2 separate regions of the Homo sapiens genome follow, and region 2 is linked to region 1. A link is an interaction called in ENCODE POLR2A ChIA-PET data of the cell type or tissue named here. Cell type or tissue: GM12878. All regions are shown on one strand. Each heading gives the region's core, and the rest is flanking DNA. Links, peaks and the distances in the headings are about the cores only. Region 1 has its middle 24 kb from the start of LINC01132. Region 2 overlaps LOC107985364 (a long non-coding RNA gene).

The links. Peaks named below come from ENCODE experiments on the same cell type or tissue, not always from the same donor. Only the 100,000 strongest peaks of a DNase experiment are listed, where the experiment ranks them.
Region 2: POLR2A ChIA-PET joins it to region 1 with 6 read pairs; 7 of 35 experiments call an interaction of 5 or more read pairs at or near these places.

What each region holds. Positions count from the first base shown.
Region 1 is chr1:234,698,721-234,701,631 of GRCh38, reverse strand. No RefSeq gene overlaps it. Among named protein-coding and RNA genes, the nearest start is that of LINC01132, 24 kb to the left of the region's middle. RefSeq lists enhancers at 1,096-1,390, 1,173-1,422. In GM12878, for the core only: no CTCF peak of the experiment used is centred there; a DNase peak (open chromatin) is centred at 1,211; H3K27ac peaks cover 368 bases.
Region 2 is chr1:234,766,998-234,769,908 of GRCh38, reverse strand. The region is part of intron 1 of LOC107985364 (a long non-coding RNA gene); the gene reads right to left. Among named protein-coding and RNA genes, the nearest start is that of LINC02961, 8.4 kb to the right of the region's middle. In GM12878, for the core only: a CTCF peak has its summit at 1,417; DNase peaks (open chromatin) are centred at 970 and 1,448; H3K27ac peaks cover 375 bases.

The sequences.
Region 1 (2,911 bases), core at 260-2,759:
GGGCATATGATAGCATATTAGTAGGCAAGTTCAGACTCAGGGAACTAAAAATCCAAGTCATAATGTGATCACTCACCCCTTTGGGTTTCTAAATCCAAAAGAAGGACCTGTGCCTCAAAAGTAAGCAGAAAGAGGCCAGACGTGGTAGGTCACGCCTATAACCCCAGCACGTTGGGAGGCCGAGGTAGGTGGATCACCTGAGGTCAGGAGTTCGAGACCAGCCTGACCAACATGGCAAACCCCCGTCTCTACTAAAAAATATTAAAATTAGCTGGGCATGGTGGCAGGCGCCTGTAATTTCAGCTATTCAGGAGGCTGAGGCAGGAGAATCGCTTGAACCTGGAAGGCGGAGGTTGCAGTCAGCCAAGATCACACCAATGCACTCCAGCCTGGGCGACAGAGGGAGATTCTGTCACACACACACACACACAAACACACACACACACACACACACACACAGCAGAAAGAAAGAAACAACAGAACATGCAAATACATGAATAAAGGGAAAGATTCTGAGGTTCTAGAAAGCTTCTGTTATTATCTATTGATGCACATCCAGGCAAATGCCTTTTCTTCTTGCCCAATCCAACCCTGTCTCCAACAATAGATAGATGATAAATAAATAGATATGTAGGTAAATAGATAGATCCAAAGAAAAAACTGCTGCAGTATCACTCTCGTTAGAGCGTTCCTTTTAGTAAGAGAAAGATCCTAGTTCTACCACACATGTTAAACTTTCTGTGCAATGGCCTGGAATTTCTACCATCTTTGCTGATATAGATCACCCTGAATAAATCATGGGATTGATCAGTCCTTTGGCAAATGTTTCCAAGTGTAATTTATATGTACTGCCATTACTAGGGCACCTGACTTGCTGATATTTTTAAACAAATCCAGGTTTGGTCACCTTGAAGAATGCTTGCTCCTTTGCGGCAGATGGGTACAGGACCCATCCTGACCCATCCTCTCCAGTCCCTTGGGCTTTAGGCTGCCTGCTTGCTGTGGTAGGGGCCAGAGTATCATTTGCCATTTTGATTTGGTGCTGCTCAGTCAACGCTTTGTGCTTCCCTGCTGCCTGCTAGCTCACAGCCCTGAGTCAGAGAGGGGCTCCCCTGAGAATCTGCCTTATGTCATTTGTACATGGCTGGGTCTGGAAATCTTGACAAAGCACTTTCTATAAACCACTGTGAGGGAGGGCAAAAATAACAGTAATAAATAATGCCTCTGAGTCATCCATTAACCTCTGTTGATGCCACCTCCGTGTCAGCTGTCACATGTTGATAGTGTCACCTAGAATCCCTGACGGGGACATGCAAGCCTGTGCATGTTCCCTCCCCCATAGCAGTGCTGATGAACATCCCTCCTGTACAGCCCATCTGTTCTGGTTCCATGTGGCTGGGCCTGTTTCTCTCCGAACTGCTCTGAGCAGAGCAGATTTTATTTTCATTACTCTTGCCATGAAGGTCTCCAAATCCTAAGCTTCCCTTTGGTCTTTGCTGTAAACCACAAGGTCTGCTGTTTGGCGATGCACTGCTTTGCCAGTTTGCCTTCAGGTCAGGCCTCTGGATTTCCAAAGTCCCTTCGTGGAATTTGTCTTGGGAAACCTCCACCCACTAGGGCCACAGGGCTCAGCCCACCAGGGGAGTGTCTGCAAAGCTGAATGGGCTATTTCTCTGTCCTGTGCCTCCCTCTTCCAACCTGTCCTAGTTCTTGCTTAGCTAGACTCTCAAGGCTTATTTTGACATGCTTATCTCCGTATGGCCCTGCCCTAAACAGACATGGCAATAAGTGCACACTTGTGGCTCACCTCTATGTGGGGCAAAGTCTTCCTCTCCATGAAGCCTGTCAATTCAGTGAGCTGAGAAGCACTAGCTGAACCAAACTTAGACCTTCTTTGCAGCCTCTGGACTTTCTCTAGCCCTCATGTCTATAGTGAAGTATCACTGTGGGGACAGGCATGGGGCCTCCTCTGGGTTCAGCGGTTCTCAAAGCATTTCTTCCCTCTTTTTTTTTTTGAGATGGAGTCTCGCTCTGTCACTCAGGCTGGAGTGCAGTGCACTGGCGCAATCTTGGCTCACTGCAACCTCCGCTTCTCTGGTTCAAGCAGTTCTCCTGCCTCAGCCTCCCAAATAGCTGGGAATACAGGTGCATGCCACCATGCCTGGCTAATCTTTTTTTTTTTTTTTTTTGCATTTTAGTAGAGACGGGGTTTCACTGTGTTGACCAGGCTGGTCTCAAACTCCTGAGCCCAGGCAATTTGCCTGCCTTGTCCTCCCAAAGTGCTAGGATTACAGGAGTGAGCCACCATGCCTGGCCCATTTCTTTCTTTCTTTCTTTCTTTCTTTCTTTCTTTTTTTTTTTTTTTTTTGAGACAGAGTCTCACTCACTCTGTCACTTAGGCTGGAGTGTAGAGGAGCGATCCCGGCTCACTGCAACCTCTGCCTCCTGGGTTCAAGCGATTTTTCTGTCTCAGCCTCCTGAGTAGCTGGGATCACAAGCATGCACCACCACACCTGGATAATTTTTTAAATATTTTTAGTAAAGACAGGGTTTCACCATTTTGGACAGGCTGGTCTTGAACTCCTGGCCTCAAGTGATTCACCCACCTCAGCCTCCAAAAGTGCTAGGATTACAGGCTTGAGCCACTGCGTCCGGCATCTTCCTTCATTTTATTAATTGCACAGCATGTGGTATTTGGTCACCTGTTATGAGCCTGACTCCATGCCAAGTGCTGAGGCCGTCACCCTGGTTAAGATCCCCACCATCTGCAGCCTACTGCAGTGGAGGAGGCTACATTCCCGAAGGTAAGTTACAGTGTCAGCAAAGTGCTGTGGGCCCCTGAGCAGGCGGTTGGGAAAGCCTTTACCAAGGCAACGATACTTGATTTGGGTCTTATGGGAGGACAGGGAGT
Region 2 (2,911 bases), core at 218-2,717, 68 kb before region 1:
AACAATATATACATTAGGACACAGCCGCTCTGTGAGATAAGTCAGTAGTGCCCCGTTAATTTTATAAATCCAAGAGAAGGCCCAGAGACGGTGAACAATTGGGCCATGGTCACACAGCAAGCTGCGCATTTGTATAATACATGCGTGGTAGGCGCAATTGAGGCACTGGAGAGACAAAGATGAAAAAGACACTGTTCCCGGTAAAATGGTAAGGAATGCAGACACATCTTGAACCAACAGGAATACAGTGGGAAAAGAAAAGAGATGCTGTATGAGATAATTAATCGCATGCAGAGGAAGAAGGGAGTAGTTTTGCTAGAGAGCGGGGGTGTCAGGGAGCATGGCTAGGACATAGTGGCGAGGTTCCAGGTCAAGCAGCCTGTCAGTGCTGAGGTTAGGCCTCCGAGTAATGGCAAAGAGACATCAGACAGATGGTGCTGGTCAGAAGGGCCAGCTGGCCTGGGGGGCATGTGGTAGGGAGAGAGGAGCAAAGGTTACTGCCCAGAACACCTGAGTCCAGTGTTGCCTCTGGCATTCACAACATTTGGACAAGTGATCTTAAACTCTCTGGGCCCACACCTGAGTTTCTCAGCTGAAACTGACTGGGACTGGATTTGATCCTGTAAGAACACTGTTAGCGCTAACATTCCAGGATTCATCATGAAGCCGTGAGCCCTCGACCATGGTCCATTGCATGGATTCAAACTTAGGCTACTTCAGGCCCAGCATCGTCCGTGGAGACGAGCATTCAATGACTTACTGATATTTACTTTGCACCTATTATGTACTTGGCACTGTGCTGAGCCTAGGGCCCCAGTAGTGCGGAAACAGACACTGGGTGCACTGGCAGGGACTGGAGAAAACCAGCTGCAGACAATATTCATCCCTGCACCAAGTCCTTCATGGTCTCTGCACACTTGCTCACCATCACTTCTGCTCCACGAGTGAGCACAAAGCGATTTCTGGGTAATTTCAGACACACAGCTTCAGCAGGTTCGCACTTTGATCTTAGCAAAGTTGCATTCTGCTGCTCTGGCACGCTCGGCTCCTCCTCAGGGCGTGGGAGTCAACGTTTAAGTAGATCAGAGTAAGCGGTACCCTGCTGAAGAGGTTTTTCCAAAGCCTGTGGTCAGTCACTGAGGGGCAACATAAGGAGGGGCAGGTTCCCCCCCCAACAGACTCACCCACCAGCCAGCCAGCTCACTGCCTATGGGTGGGCGAGGTCTCTCTCCCTTGAAAATGTCTGTAGCACCCAGAAGAGGCCCTGTTCAAGGTGAGTGCTCAGAAAACTCTGTGGTGATCAAGAAAGAGTAGTTGAAGTAAGCATTTCTATGCTGATATTTGATGCAAATGACTCAAAGGAGTATTTAGACCTTTGGGGAAAAGGTATTCTTTAGACCCTGGGACATGGGGCAGAACCAGAGGGAGGCAGAAGAGCCCAGTGGCAATGGCGTGCGGCTGGGACTTTCCCTGCTTTGTTTGGTGCATTAGAAGATAAGATCACAACTCAGTTCCTCATGATCAGAAGAGCTGGCCGGGGGATCAGGCATCCCAGTTAACCGGGGCAGAGTCCCATTCCCCACTGTTGTCCTTGCCTAATTATGAATTGTTCCCCTTTCATTCTTAGAAGTGTCCTTGTTTGAACAGTGTATTATGTGGTCACACTTGAAGAGATAAACCAGATGACTACTTTGAAATCTCAAATAACTAGGATAGAGGAGCCAAGCGTCAGAAAGAATGATGCCCACCCAGGTCCTGTGATGTGACCTAGAGCTGGCCACTTCAATGCAGCAGTCTCTTTCCCAGAAGCTCAAAGTGCTTCTCAGTTAGGACTATTTTCATCAGTTCTTACCCCTTCCCAATGTCAGGTTGGCACTAAAGTTCCGGCCCTTAGAACAAAGATTTTTGAAACCCCAAGTTGCCACGCACATTTTGGAAGTCCTTTTTTTCCTGCAAAGTATCTGTCCCTGCCTTTCCAGCAAGCCTTCATCCATTCTTTTCCATATCTCATGATCTGAGTGCTGTAGAGTATATTTTATGAGGAGAGAGCTGCACAGAGCTATCTCAGAATTACTGCCTCTGAAGGGAGGTCAGGGGGCCCTTGGGATATGGTAGAGAGGACCTGGACCCTGGAGCCATGGAAGCCTTGACTCCAATTCTGCCACATTGGCCTCATGACTGAAGGCCAGGATTTCTCATGAGTAAAATGCACATATGGTTGATGAGAGAGCTAAACCAGGAAATGAAGTAGGGTGACCAACTATGCCATTTGTTCAAGACTATCCTAGTTTTAGCTCTGAATGTCCCAGGAAATCCCTCTGACCAGGCACACTGGGATGGCTGGTGACCTTGAATGCTGCCTGATATTTACTAACTACTGAGTACATTTTAGTTCTCTCCCCTCTTCCTGTAAAAAAGAATTGCACTATTAATGGTGAAATTTAAGAGAGAGTGATAGATTAGTTAGTGGTAGAGCTATTTGTGGGTGCAAGGTTTTCCTAAAGCACTTAAAGTAGGGTGCACTCCCTACTCTACTGGCCTGGTAGGCTCTGACTCCACTGGTGAAGAGAACTGGCCACAGACTCTGGGAATCCCAAAGCACTGAATCCACCTATGTGTCTCCGGTGTGGATCTTAGCATTTCACCCTTTCCTTGTGTCCATAGAACTGAACTGGCCCTGGAGACTGAGATGTGCTCATGCATCTCACGACGGGAAGCGCGTTCTTCCTGGAGAGCAGGGAGTTCCATGCTGGGCATTACTCCATGCCCTAGGGATGCAGCAGCCATCAGAACCCTCTCCCTTCCATCTCGGAGCTTATACTCTAGGGGGAAAATAAACAACCAGCCAGTAAATAATCAGGTACTGTAAGGGCAGGAGTGCTAGGTAGCTGAAGAGCTGGAAACTGAATTA